3 separate regions of the Homo sapiens genome follow, and all the other regions are linked to region 1. A link is an interaction called in ENCODE POLR2A ChIA-PET data of the cell type or tissue named here. Cell type or tissue: Panc1. All regions are shown on one strand. Links, peaks and the distances in the headings refer to the core of each region. The heading gives the core; the rest is flanking DNA. Region 1 overlaps FOSL1 (FOS like 1, AP-1 transcription factor subunit). Region 2 has its middle 7.7 kb from the start of SCYL1. Region 3 overlaps SF3B2 (splicing factor 3b subunit 2).

What was found. Peaks named below come from ENCODE experiments on the same cell type or tissue, not always from the same donor. Only the 100,000 strongest peaks of a DNase experiment are listed, where the experiment ranks them.
Region 2: POLR2A ChIA-PET joins it to region 1 with 8 read pairs; 9 of 35 experiments call an interaction of 5 or more read pairs at or near these places.
Region 3: POLR2A ChIA-PET joins it to region 1 with 9 read pairs; 15 of 35 experiments call an interaction of 5 or more read pairs at or near these places.

What each region holds. Positions count from the first base shown.
Region 1 is chr11:65,892,919-65,897,476 of GRCh38, reverse strand. FOSL1 (FOS like 1, AP-1 transcription factor subunit) reads left to right here. Exons shown (of 4, transcript NM_005438.5): 2 at 471-668; 3 at 3,356-3,463; 4 at 4,181-4,558. Among named protein-coding and RNA genes, the nearest start is that of CCDC85B, 4.5 kb to the right of the region's middle. RefSeq lists enhancers at 3,143-3,252, 3,355-3,859. In Panc1, for the core only: no CTCF peak of the experiment used is centred there; no DNase peak of the experiment used is centred there; H3K4me3 peaks cover 3,575 bases; H3K27ac peaks cover 3,805 bases.
Region 2 is chr11:65,515,144-65,519,701 of GRCh38, reverse strand. No RefSeq gene overlaps it. Among named protein-coding and RNA genes, the nearest start is that of SCYL1, 7.7 kb to the left of the region's middle. In Panc1, for the core only: no CTCF peak of the experiment used is centred there; no DNase peak of the experiment used is centred there; H3K27ac peaks cover 848 bases.
Region 3 is chr11:66,054,525-66,059,082 of GRCh38, reverse strand. SF3B2 (splicing factor 3b subunit 2) reads right to left here. Exons shown (of 22, transcript NM_006842.3): 4 at 3,768-4,007; 5 at 3,498-3,548; 6 at 2,128-2,245; 7 at 1,708-1,817; 8 at 933-1,029; 9 at 678-769; 10 at 38-253. Among named protein-coding and RNA genes, the nearest start is that of SNORD13F, 3.7 kb to the right of the region's middle. In Panc1, for the core only: no CTCF peak of the experiment used is centred there; no DNase peak of the experiment used is centred there.

The DNA.
Region 1 (4,558 bases), core at 185-4,184:
TCCCAGCTACTCAGGAGGCTGGGGCAGGAGGATCACTCGAACCTGGGAGGCGCAGGTTGCAGTGAGCTGAGATCGTGCCACTACACTCCAGCCTGGGCAACAGAGTGAGACTCCATCTGAAAAAAAAAAAAGAAAAAAAAGAAAGAAAAGAAAATGAAGATATTACTGTGCCAATGATATGAGTCAGTATTTGTAAAGTGGTTAGAACAGTTCCTGGCAGTTTGTGCTTTATAAATGTTAGTTCTAATGGGGAAATGGGGGCACAGAGAGGTTATGTGACCTGCCCCAAAGCCACACAGCTTATGAGCAGGGATTTGCCACCAGGTCAGTCTCTGACTGCCAAGCTGTGCTCTTTCTGTTCCCAGAGCTAGCCTGTACATTGAAGGTAGACAGCAGTGTAGCCTCTGCCCAGTGGAAGCCCCTCAATCCACACGGACCTCATCTGTGGCCTTCCATTTCTTATTCCTTAGAAGTTCCACCTGGTGCCAAGCATCAACACCATGAGTGGCAGTCAGGAGCTGCAGTGGATGGTACAGCCTCATTTCCTGGGGCCCAGCAGTTACCCCAGGCCTCTGACCTACCCTCAGTACAGCCCCCCACAACCCCGGCCAGGAGTCATCCGGGCCCTGGGGCCGCCTCCAGGGGTACGTCGAAGGCCTTGTGAACAGGTAAGGCACAGAGGCATTGCAGTGGTTCCGACCCCGCCCAGGAGTGCTAGGGTGCAGAGAAGCTCCTGCCAGAAAGGAGAGCACAGGCTTAGGAGGGGGTAAGGTAGGCTACAGGTGACTACTGCCCAAGGCTGAAAGTGATAGGAGCCCCACGGGAGGCCCAGAGGGTACAACAGTCACTTCCAGATCAGGGAAAGCTTCCTGGAAAAGGTGGCATATTAGCCTAGAAGGATGGGTAGGACTGGCAGAGGCAGAGAGGAAGGAAAGGACATTCCAGGTAGCGGGGGTGGCAGGAGCAAGGATGGAGGCGGAGGCAAGAACATGTAAGGTGCGCACACGGAATGGTGAGGGGGTCTCCACCTGCTGACATGCATAGAGGGGGCGCTTATGTTGTCTGGGAGAGAACAGGAACAAGAGGGTTCCCTTCAGCTACTCCCTCAGTCTCAGTTTCCCTGTCTCATTTAATCCTCACAAAATCTCTCTGGGGAATGTACTCTGGTTTTCCCCATCTTCCACCAAAGAAATGAAGGCACAGAAGGGTAGTCACTTGCCCAAGATCACACAAGTAGTGAGTAATGACACAGGACTGGCCTTGGCCCCAGGTCTATACAACTCTAAAGTCAGATCCTAACCACCAAACCAGGGCCAGGTGCAGTAGCTCATGCCTGTAATCCCAGCACTTTGAGAGACCTAGGCAGGAGGATCACTTGAGGCCAGGAGTTCAAGACTAGGTTGGGCAACATAGAGAGACCCTGTCTCTACCGAAAAAACAAAATAAAATAAAACCCCCAAAACTAATCACCAAGCCACGCTGTCTCACTGGAAGCTAACAGAAGGCTCAAAGTAGAGGGAACTGACAATTCTTGGCTCCCCAAAGCCCTTACCAAAATAAGTGAGTAAGAGATGGCGAGTCTTTAAAGGAGTGGCTCATCTTTCCTCTCCCTGGGGCATTTTGGTGTGGGAGACTACAGGGGATGAGGTTAAAAAGCTTGGTCGGCAGGTAGAGGATGGGGAGAGAGGTTAGGGCCCTGGGAAAGGTGAGAGATCAGCCAGAGACAGGTTTCCCAGAACAGAATGTCTGGCCTTTGTGGTGAGGAGGGACTGTGGTATGAGCCGCAGAAGCGGGCCAGGGGTAAACCCTCCTGTGCGTCCTTCCTTCAGCCTGGTCCTGAGGGTGACCCTTTGATCCTGGGTTCTCCAGGTAGGGCTGTGAGCTGTGAGTTGGATCCTTTTGGTGAAATGGTCTCTCTCATCTGGCCTGTCACTCAATGTGGAATAGAGTGAGTGAGTTCTATGGGTTCTAAGTCCTGCTCTGGAACCATAAGTAAGTTATCCTCTCTGGGCTTCAGTTTTTCATGGAAAGTTGCGTTAAGAATCTAGTTTAAGGCCAGGCATGGTGGCTCACGCCTGTAATCCCAGCACTTTGGGAGGCCAAGGAAGGTGGATCATGAGGTCAGGAGATCGAGACCATCCTGGCTAACATGATGAAACCGTGTCTCTACTAAAAAATACAAAAAATTAGCTGGGCGTGGTGGAAGGCACCTGTAGTCGCAGCTACTCGGGAGGCTGAGGCAGGAGAATGGCGTGAACCCCGGAGGCGGAGCTTGCAGTGAGCCGAGATGGCACCACTGCACTCCAGCCTGGGCAACAGAGTGAGACTCCGTCTCAAAAAAAAAAAAAAAAAAGAATCTATGTTTTTTTAAAAAAGAGGCCAGCTGTGGTGACTCCCCCTGGTAATCCAAACATTCTAGGAGGCCAGTGCAGGAGGATCCCTTGAGCCCATGAGTTCCAGACCAGCCTGGGCAACACAGTGAGACCCCGTCACTACACAAAAAAAAAAAAGAAAAAAAAAGGCCGAGCACAGTGGCTCATGCCTGTAATCCCAGCACTTTGGGAGGCTGAGGAGGGTGGATCACCTGAGGTTAAGAGTTCAAGACCAGCCTGGCCAACATGGTGAAACCTCGTCTCTACTAAAAATACAAAAATTAGCCAGGTGTGGTGGTACATGCCTGTAATCCCAGCTACTTGGGAGGCTGAGGCACGAGAATCACTTGAACCCAGTAGGTGGAGGTTGCAGTGAGCCAAGATTGGGCCAATGCACTCCAGCCTGGGAAAGAGTGAGACTCTGTCTAAAAAAAATAAAATAAAATAAAATAAAATCTTTGCATGTTCTCAGTGAAAAACAAGAATCTACGTAAAGTACTTGGCTGGCACATAGTAGTTTTCCAATAAATTGCAACTTAATCAGCAGCACTCATTAGCCCCTCCTAGTGCTTACAGCTCATGGAAGAGGAGACTTGGTTGTCCACAGATCCAGAAGGATGAGGGTCCTGCAAAGAGGGTGCTGAGAAGGAAAGGTCACTTCTGGCTGGGGAATAAGACGGCTTCCTGGAGGCAGGAGCATCTTAGTTGAGTCCTGGGAGATGAGGAGGGTTAGGGTTTGCGGAGGGGGAGGGCATTATGGGAGAGGAATGTGCACTAAAGCTAGGTGCGAGGAGGAAATTTTACCAATCAAAGCAGACAGCGCCTCAGTGCAGGGAACTGGTTGGGTGCAGTGATCCCTAAATCACCGGCTGAGGGGGCCCTGCCATGACCTCTGCCAGGGTCCTACCACTGGGCCACCATGAGGGGCGAGTTCCAGGCAGCCAGTAGCCCAGGGTCCTCCTCACTGCGGGTCTCACCCCCAGATCAGCCCGGAGGAAGAGGAGCGCCGCCGAGTAAGGCGCGAGCGGAACAAGCTGGCTGCGGCCAAGTGCAGGAACCGGAGGAAGGAACTGACCGACTTCCTGCAGGCGGTGAGCACCAGCCCTGGTCCACCGAGCTCAGAGGGACCCTGTCTCCCAGAGCCCCCAGAGCCCCAGTATATGTAGCCCCCTCCTCACCATCCTAGCTCCTTGTCTGAGGGGCAGTCCTTCTGGGAAAATGATGAGGAAAAATTGATTAGAAACTGGCTGCAGCATGTCTCACTCACAGCAGAGCTGAAGCTCAGCCAGCAATCTCCTTTTTTTTTTGAGACAGAGTCTCGCTCTGTCACCCAGGCTGGAGTGCAGTGATGAGATCTCGGCTCATGGCTCACTGTGACATCTGTCTCCCAGGCTCCAGCAATTCTTATGCCTCAGCCTGCTGAGTACCTGGGGCTACAGGCGCCTGCCTCCCTACCCGACTAATTTTTGTATTTTTAGTAGAGACGGGGTTTCGCCAAGTTAGCCAGGCTGGTCTCAAACTCCTGGTCTCAAGTGATCCGCCCGCCTCAGCCTCCCAAAGTGCTGGGATTACAGGCCGGAGTCACTGCCTGGTGCCAGCAATCTCCTAAAACGTCTGGGCCTGATGGGAGTTGTGCCCATTTTCTCCCAGGGGCTTATGGGAGTTGTAGTCCAGACTTGCTGGGGACTCTCCACTGCCCCCCCTCTCCCCCCGCCCAACCCCAGCTCCTCAGAACCCTGAGTCCAAACGTCTGCGGCTCTGGGGTATTCAGCCCTCACCTTTCTGACTCCTCTCCTGATCTTCTACAGGAGACTGACAAACTGGAAGATGAGAAATCTGGGCTGCAGCGAGAGATTGAGGAGCTGCAGAAGCAGAAGGAGCGCCTAGAGCTGGTGCTGGAAGCCCACCGACCCATCTGCAAAATCCCGGAAGGAGCCAAGGAGGGGGACACAGGCAGTACCAGTGGCACCAGCAGCCCACCAGCCCCCTGCCGCCCTGTACCTTGTATCTCCCTTTCCCCAGGGCCTGTGCTTGAACCTGAGGCACTGCACACCCCCACACTCATGACCACACCCTCCCTAACTCCTTTCACCCCCAGCCTGGTCTTCACCTACCCCAGCACTCCTGAGCCTTGTGCCTCAGCTCATCGCAAGAGTAGCAGCAGCAGCGGAGACCCATCCTCTGAC
Region 2 (4,558 bases), core at 265-4,264, 380 kb after region 1:
CACTTCCAAAAAATGGAAGAGGAAGAGGGAATACTTCCCAACTCATTCTATTAGGCTGGTATCAATAGTACCCTGATAACAAAACCAGATAAAGACATCACAAGAAACTACAGAGCAGGCCAGGCGCAGTGGCTAACACCTGTAATCCCATCACTTTGGGAGGCCAAGGCAGGTGGATCACAAGGTCTGGAGATCCAGACCATCCTGGCTAACACGGTGAAACCCTGTCTCTACTAAAAATACAAAAAAAAAAAAAAAAAAAAAAAAAAAATTAGCCAGGCTTGCCTGTAATCCCAGCTACTCAGGAGGCTGAGTCAGGAGAATTCTAGCCGGTGCAGTGGCTCACACCTATAGTCCCAGCACTTGGGAGGCTGAGGTGGTTAGCTTGCTTGAGGCCAGGAGTTTGAGGTCAGCCTAGACAACATAGCAAGACTCAGTCTCTACGAAAAAAATTAGCCCAGCATGGTGGCACATGCTTGTAGTCCCAGCTACTCAGGAGGCTAAGGCAGGAGGATTGCTTGAGCCCACCCAAGAGGTTGAGGTTGCAGTGAGCCGTGAGACATGAGCCATGATTGCGGCACTGCACTCTAGTCTAGGCAACAGAGCAGGAACCTGTGTTTAAAAAAAAAAAAAAAAAAAAAAAAGGCTGGGCGCGGTGGCTCATGCCTGTAATCTTAGCACTTTGGGAGGCCAAGGCAGGCAGATCACCTGAGGTTGGGAGTTCAAGACCAGCCTGACCAACATGGAGAAACCCCGTCTCTATTAAAAATACAAAATTAGCCGGGCATGGTGGCACATGCCTGTAATCCCAGCTACTCGGGAAGGCTGAGGCAGGAGAATTGCTTGAACCTGGGAGGCGGAGGTTGCGGTGAGCTGAGATCGCTCCATTGTACTCCAGCCTGGGCAACAAGAGCAAAACTCTGTCTTAAAAAAAAAAAAAGAAAAGGAAAATTCTATATCATGATTAAATAGGATTTATCCTAGGAATACAAGGTTGGTTTAACATCTGAAAATTAATTAATGTAATACATACTATTAATAGAATAAAAAGCAAAACAAAAAAATACCTGATCATCTCAATAGAAGCAGAAAAAGCAATTAACAAAATCCACCAGTCTTTCCTTTTTTTTTCAGACAGAGTCTCACCTTGTCACCCAGGCTGGAGTGCAGTAGCGCGATCTCAGCTCACTGCAACCTTCACCTCCCGGGTTCAAGCGATTCTCCTGCCTCAGCCTCCCGAGTAGCTGGGATTACAGGCATTCACCACCATACCCAGCTAATTTTTGTATTTTTAGTATAGACGGGGATTCGCCATGTTGGCCAGGCTGGTCTTGAACTCCTGACCTCAGGTAATCTGCTGGCCTTGGCCTCCCAAAGTGCTGGGATTACAGGTATGAGCCACCGGGCCCGGGCCAATCCACCAGTCTTTCACGGTAAAAAGAAAAAAGAAACCAGCCAGGCATGGTGGCACATTCCTGTAGTCTGAACTGGGGCGTGAAGGTCACCTGAACCTGGCCAGGCACAGTGGCTCACACCTGTAATCCCAGCACTTTGGGAAGCCAAAGTGGGCAGAACACATGAGGTCAGGAGTTCAAGAGCAACCAACATGGAGAAACCCCACCTCTACTTAATAAAAAAAAAAAAAATTAGCCAGGCATGGTGGCATGTGCCTGTAATCCCAGCTACTCGGGAAGCTGAGGCAGGACAATCACTTGAACCTGGGAGGCGAGGTTGCAGTGAGTCGAGATCGTGCCATTGCACTCCAGTATGGGCTACAGAGTGAGTCGTCAGGTAAAAAAAAAAAAAAAAAAAAAAAGAATGTTTTCAGATTGTTCGCTGCTATAGTGATTTTTGTATGTTGATCTTGCATCCTACAACCTTGCTGAACTCATTAATTTTAATAGCTTTCAAAGACTCCATAGGATTTTCTGTATACAAGATTATGTCATCTGTGAAGTTTTACTTAGGTGAGCCACCACGTCTGGCTCCATTTTTAATAACATAAAGAAAGAATAAATTACTAGGAATAAATCTAAGAAAAGAAGTTCAGGCCAGGTGCAGCGGCTTATGCCTATAACCCTGGCACTTTGGAGGGCCAAGGCAGGAGAATGGCTTGAGCCCAGGAGTTCAGGACCAGCCTGGGCAATACAGTGAGATCCTATCTCTAAAAAAAAAAAAAAAAAAAAAAAATTAAAAATCAGCTAGTTGTGGTGGTGCATGCCTAAAGTCCCATTTCCTTGGGAGGCCGAGGCAGGTGTATTGCTCGAGTCCAGTAGTTCAGGCTGCAGTGAGCTATGATTACGGTACTGCATTCCAGCCTGGGCAACAGAGCAAGCCATTCCAGATCCTGTCTCAAAACAAAACAAAACTGGCCGGGTGAGGTGGCTCACACCTGTAATCCCAGCACTTTGGGAGGCTGAGGCAGGCAGATCACATGAGGTCAGGAGTTTGAGACCAGCCTGGCCAACACGGCGAAACCTCGTCTCTACTAATAATACAAAAATGAGCTGTGCGTGGTGGCAAGGTGCCTGTAATCCCAGCTACTCAGGAGGCTGAGGCAGGAGAATCGCTTGAACCTGGGAGGCTGATGTTGTGGTGAGCCAAGATCGCGCCACTGCACTCCAGCCTGGGCAACAGAGCCAGACTCTGCCTCAAACAAAACAAAACAAAACAATAACTTTTTAAACATAAAGACATCTTCAAGTGGCAACCACTACCTAAATGCCATTCCCAGCTAAGCTGTCATGAAAACTGAGAGCAAAATAAAGATATTTCAAACAAAGACTCTCAGAATTTCCCACTCAGAAATCAGTTACACCCCCATCGTGGCCCAGACCCCCGCGCAGCCCAGCCTCCTCAAACTGCACGTGGCTAGAACTGAGTGTGATCATCCCCCACCTTGCAGCCAGAATCATCAGTCTCACCATCTGTTCCCCAGGGGCAAGCCCCTAACTCATCTGCTGTCCTAGGGCCTAACTACCCTCCAACCTACCCCAGCTTCTCTCTCTCTCTCTCTCCTCTCTCTCTCTCTCTGTCTCTCTCTCTTTCCTTTCTGTCTCTCTCCTCTCTCTGTCTCTCTCTCTCCTTTCTGTCTCCTCTCTCTCTCTCCTTTCTGTCTCTCTCTCCTCTCTCTCTGTCTCTCTCCTCTGTCTCTCTACTCTCACTCCTCTCTCTCTCCATCTCTCTCTCTCCTTTCTCTCTGCTCTCTCTCTGTCTCTCTCCTGTCTCTCTCCTTGGTCTCTCTCCTCTCTGTCTCTCTTTCTCCTCTCTCTCTCTTTTATCTCTCTCCTATGTCTCTCTCCTCTCTGTCTCTCTCTACTCTCTCTCCTCTCTGTCTTTCCTCTCTCTGTTTCTCTGTCTCCTTTCTCTCTCTCCTCTCTCTGCCTCTCTCTCTCTCTCTGTCGCTCCTCCTCCCCTCCCCTCCCCTCCCCTCCTCTCTCCTCTCCTCTCTCCCCTTCTCCAACTCCTCTCTCAGCCTCCCTTCCAGCCACTCTGGGTTGCAGTGCCCCACATTTCTCACTTTCAAGCTGTTCTCTCTGGAGGAAGGCTGCCCTGGTCTTTTCTATCCAGCAAATTCGTATTCTTTGAATCTCACTCCAAATGTCCCCTGCTCTGTCTAGCCTTCCCTGAATTATTCAGGCAGAAAGCATTGCTTCTAGCCTGGCAAGATGGCTCACACCTGTAATCCTGGCACTTTGGAAGGCTGAGGTGGGAGGATCGCTTGAGCTCAGGAGTTCAAGACCAGCCTCGGCCATAGAGTAGGACCCTCATCTCAACAAAATATCAAAAAATTAGCCAGGCATGGAGGTGTGCACCTGTAGTCCCAGCTACTTTGGAGGCCGAGGAAGAAGGATTGCTTGAGCCCAGGAGGTTGAGGCTGCAGTAAGCCATGATTCAACCACTGCACTCCAGCCTGAGCAACAGGGTGAGACCTTGTCTCAAAATAAAGAAATAAAAATAAATTAATTTAATTAATTTGTTAAAAAGCATTGCTTCTGTGCTTTTCCAGTGCACTTCACAAGAAATGCTCTCAGAGACCAGGCACGGTGGCTCATGCCTGTAATCCCAGCACTTTGGGAAGCTGAGGAAGGAGGATTGCTTGAGCCCAGGAGTTTGAGGCCAGCCTGGGCAACATAGCAAGACCTTGTCTCTATAAAAAAAAAAAAATGCTCTTGGCCATGTGCAGTGGCTCACACCTGTAATCCCAGCACTTTGGGAGGCCAGGGGAGGTGGATAACTTGAGGTCAGGAGTTCGTGACCAGCCTGACCAACAGGGTGAAACCCCGTCTCTACTAAAAATACAAAGATTTGTATATAAATTGAATCATGCAGTATGTATTAATGGCAAAAACTGCAATTACTTTTTTTTGAGACGGAGTCTCACTCTGTCACCCAGGCTTGAGTGCAGGGGTGCAATCATGGCTCACTGCAACCTCTGTCTCCCGGGTTCAAGCGATTCTCATGTCTCAGCCTCCCCGGTAGCTGGGATTGCAGGTGTTTACCACCACACTCGGCTAATTTTTGTATTTTTAGTAGAGACGGGGCTTCACCACGTTGG
Region 3 (4,558 bases), core at 134-4,133, 160 kb before region 1:
TTTGGCACTGCCCCTTCCTAGTGTGCTCTCCTTGTACCTTAAAAGCCTCAAAGATCCTCTTAAAGAAGATAAAGTTGGGCTCGTAAATTTCAGGTTCTTCAGTCACATACTCAATCTCAACATCAGCTGCTGGGGAATCAGAGCCACGGGACCGGGTTGAGTCTTTCTCCCGGTCCCCAGAGCTCTCAGAGGACACCCCTCGCACCCGCTGGGGCTTTTTCTTCTTCTTTCGGTTCCTACGCTTCCGGTTTTTCTGTCAAGAGGAGGAAAACCAGCTGGGTCAGGGAATCCAAGCACTGTGCCAGCACCCCAACCCCTAAACTCCTCCCCCATTCTCCCCCACAGTTCAACAGTCAGGCTTTTCCCAAGGAGGCCATCTCATGAAGTAGCTGCGAAGGGGCCTTGGAGTCAGACTCCAAAGTTCTGCCACTCACAAGCTGTATGCCTTTGGGTAAATTACTGTGCGTCTCAGAACCTCTGCTTTTTCAGCTGTAAAATGTAGGCACGTATAGTACTTGGAACTCAAAGCAATTAAATGAAAAATATCTATAAGATGCTGAGGGCGGAAATTGGCACAAAATAGAAGCTATTACTTACTGAACACTTACAAATTGTGTTATTTCCGTACCCAAGTCCCATCTCCTGGCTTTCCTTCCACACTCAGCTCCAATCCCTACCTCCTTTTTAGATACGGACACTGTGTCCTCCTCAGTCTCTGACGCTGACTGGCCCAGGGACGAGCGAGCATCTGTTTCCATTTCCTCTTCCTCTGTAAGGAAGAAGGTGGTGATGAGTCTTCACGGTGCCACTGCCCTGCACTCGTTCACAGTAACCTGCCTTTACCAAGAGCCAGGGAAAGGGACAGAGGGATGAGGACTCAGCTCAGCCTCTCCAGGTTCTGTGGCTACAGCATCAGAACGCCTGGCACTCACCCTGCTGAGAATTCATCTCTTCCTGGCGGCTCTCCTTCAGCTGCAGGATCTTCTCCAAAGCCTGGGGGATCTTGGGGCCCACAGAGGGGTCATCCATCTGCCAGAGACACCCAGTCAGAGAAGGCAAATCACAGTGCCCTTTTTCTTTTTTTTTTCTTTCTTTCTTTTTTTTTTTTTTGAGACGGAGTTTTGCTCTTGTTGCCCAGGCTGGAGTGCAATGGCGCGATCTCGGCCCACCACAACCTCCGCCTCCCAGGTTCAAGCAATTCTCCTGCCTCAGCCTCCCGAGTAGCTGGGATTACAGGCATGCACCACCACACCTGGCCAATTTTGTATTTTTAGTAGAGATGGGGTTTCTCCATGTTGAGGCTGGTCTAGAACTCCTGACCTCAGGTGATCCGCCCGCCTCGGCCTCCCAAAGTGCTGGGATTACAGGTGTGAGCCACCGCACCCAGCCCACAGTGCCCTTTTTCCACCAACTTCCACCTCTTGGACTAGAAAGGCTGCTGCCCAGGTGATGTAAGCAGCAGAGAGTGGGCAACACCAACTGGGCTCAGTGGGGTTTAGTGTTCCTCAGAGGGACCCCAAGACTCTGCCTCAGTAATGTCTCCCCAGTCCCTCTGCCATACCCTTAGTTTAAATAAGAAGGGCTCCCCACTACCCCCAGGAATTTAAGTCCCCCCATCTTCTCACAGAACCTTTCTCTAAAAATCCAAAAATAGTCCCATCCTAAACTACCACTCTCTTATCCCTAGGAATAAATCATCAGTCTCACCTCTCTGTTCTCATCTCCAGGGGGCGGTGGGGGACCACGAGGCCGGGGAACAGGGGCTCCCATGGGCAAAACTGTAGGAGTGGGGCCCACTGGGCCCACTGGAGCAGCTACTAAGAGACGGGAAAAAGAAATCCAATGTCAGAAGAGGCAAAACACTCACGTAAAAAATTACCTCTCTTGCTGAAAGGGTGATGGTAAACCTGCAGGGGAGGAGGGCACGTGGCGTGGCTTTTGGAATGCTGGTAATGTTTTGGATCATGGTCCAGGTGCTGGTTGTACAGGTGTGTTCAGTGTGTAAAAAACCATTAAACTATATATTTACTATATATGCCCTTTTTAAATGTGATAGATACCTTAAAAGTCTTTTTAAAAATGTCTAAATCACCTTCCTTGCCCTTCCCCTCGGTTCCAGGGTCTCACCTCGAGGACCCAGAGGAGTGCGCACACCAATCTGGCCCATGTCTTGTGGGGGCCGAGGGACTGGGGTGCCCATCTTGGCAATCTCCTGCTGTCGTTCCTGCTCCAGTAACACAGCTGCCTACGGGAGGGAAGTGGGAGTAGATACTGCCTGAAAACGCATTTGGCAGGCAGCCCCTGGCAAATGCATTCTTTCAGCCGGGTAATGGGCCCAAGGAGAACAATCACGAACCACTTGGGTGCTGACATCCCCTCCACCCCCACACTTCCAGGCTACTAATCCAAACGGAGGAGCCCTCTCATCACAACGGAAAATCCCTAGAAATAACACCAAGGAAAACCCCAGGAAACTTCTGGTTCCTAGCAGAGAATTTCATATTGAGCCAAACAGTGCCTTCTACTTTTCAGAGAGTTTTCTTCCCCAAAAGATTAAATTATACAGAAGAAACTTTTGAGCTCTTTTCTTATATCCACCCCTCAAGATCCAGCACAATCTGGGCAAAGACAGTACTTTACCCACAGGTCCAGACTTGTGGCTTTTTTTTTTTTTTTTTTTTTTGAGACAGAGTCTGGCTCTGTTGCCTAGGCTGGAGTACAGTGGCATGATCTCAGCTCACTGCAACCTCGGCCTCCCCAGCTCAAGCCATCCTCCCACCTCAGCCTCCCAAGTAGCTGGGACTACAGGCATGCGCCGCCACACCTGGCTAATTTTTGTATTTCTGAGAGACAGGGTTTCATTATGTTGGCCAGGCTGGTCTCGAACTCCTGAGCTCAAGCGATCCACCCACCTCAGCCTCCCAAAGTGCTAGGATTACAGGTGTGAGCCACGGCACCCAGCTCATACTTGTTGCTTTTTAACACTTACTTTTTAATACTCCTGAGTAACCCACTGGGTAATGACTGATGCAATGCACCTCTGGGGCCAAACATCTTATATAACATTCCCAGACTTACAGTCCTATTCTGTCTAAATCCAATACAAATAACTCAATTACCCAGAGTCCTATCTAGAATGATGTCATGTAAGGCGAGCAGAGGTCAGCAGGCTCTTTTTATAATAGGTCAGAAGGTAAATATTTTAGGCTTTATGGGTTGCTGTACAGACTCTGGTACATATTTTTGGTTTGGGTTTTCTTATAACCCTTAAAAAATTTTAAAGTTATTTTTAGCTCATAGGCCATACACATGCAGGCCACAGGTCATAGTTTGTCAATTCCTGAACTTCAAGAAAAATTGAAAGCTTTGGAAGATACTAGAACTTAGTTGAGAACAAAGTAGCCTCCAGGGAAAACTTGAATGGTGCACTCTAAGCACTATAAATGACAGCCAACTGACTGGACCACGAGGTCAAAGGTTAGGGGGAGGGGTATTACCCGCTTCTGCTGCTCCAAGAGCTCATGTTCCTTCAGCGAATGATCTCCCTGCTTAAAAAAGAAAACAAGTTCATACCAGCACCAATACCCAACACGCCAATCTGCCACAACTCTTGCTTCTTGAGATCCTCTTCCAGTCAAGGGCCCATGTTCCAATCTTTAGTCCCGACCTTCCCAGAAGCCTTAGTTCTAGGACCCAGCTTTCTCTAAGGCTCCACTGCCCCTTCAGGGACCTAATGAGTCCAAGGCCAGGGCTGCCACCTGCCCTACCTGCTTGGCACGCTCCTCCTGCTGCATCAGCAATGCCGCCTGCTGCTGAGCCAACTTCAGCCGCTCCTCCTCTGACAGTGCCACTGGCTCACCCACACGGAGAGGAGGCGGGGGCCCCAAATTTGGTGGGTGGGCCATAGGAAAGCCAAGGCCAAGGCCTGGTGGAGGTGGTGGGGGTGGCGGAGGAGGCTGCAGAGGGGGGAGTCCCAAAGGTGGTGGTGGCATGGGAATTCCAGGGAGCTGTGGAGAAAATATGATCATAAAACTAGGAAGCATTTATCTACTCATTCTGCAAATATCTGGGGGATCTACTTTGAGTCAGGAGCTGGAATTCTAAGTCAAATGATACATAGTTACCACTCCATAAGAGAGAATGCTCCACAGCTCTATAAAGATATGAGAATGTTAACTTCTGGCACCAACCAAAGGAAGCTATCCACTCTCTCCAAAAAGATATCCTGAATATAGATTCTGCATACAATTCTAGGAGACTCAAAGACGCCTCTGAGGCCATCTAGGGACTCCTCATCCTACACACAGAGATCAGTAGATGCCAGGTCAGAGCCACTGCTTTAGAGAAAATGAGGCAAATCCTGGATCAGAAGGAACATGGAAATTGAGAGGACTTACATAAACAGGAACCACTGTATCTGGGCAATGCAAACCCCAATGACTACTAAACGCAAGGGGTGTGAAATCAAATCAGGGAGCCCTCGATGTCACACAAAAGAACATGGGAACTGTGCCTGGGGCAGGCAAAGAAAAGGGTGATTGCTTCCAGCTGGGTAAGG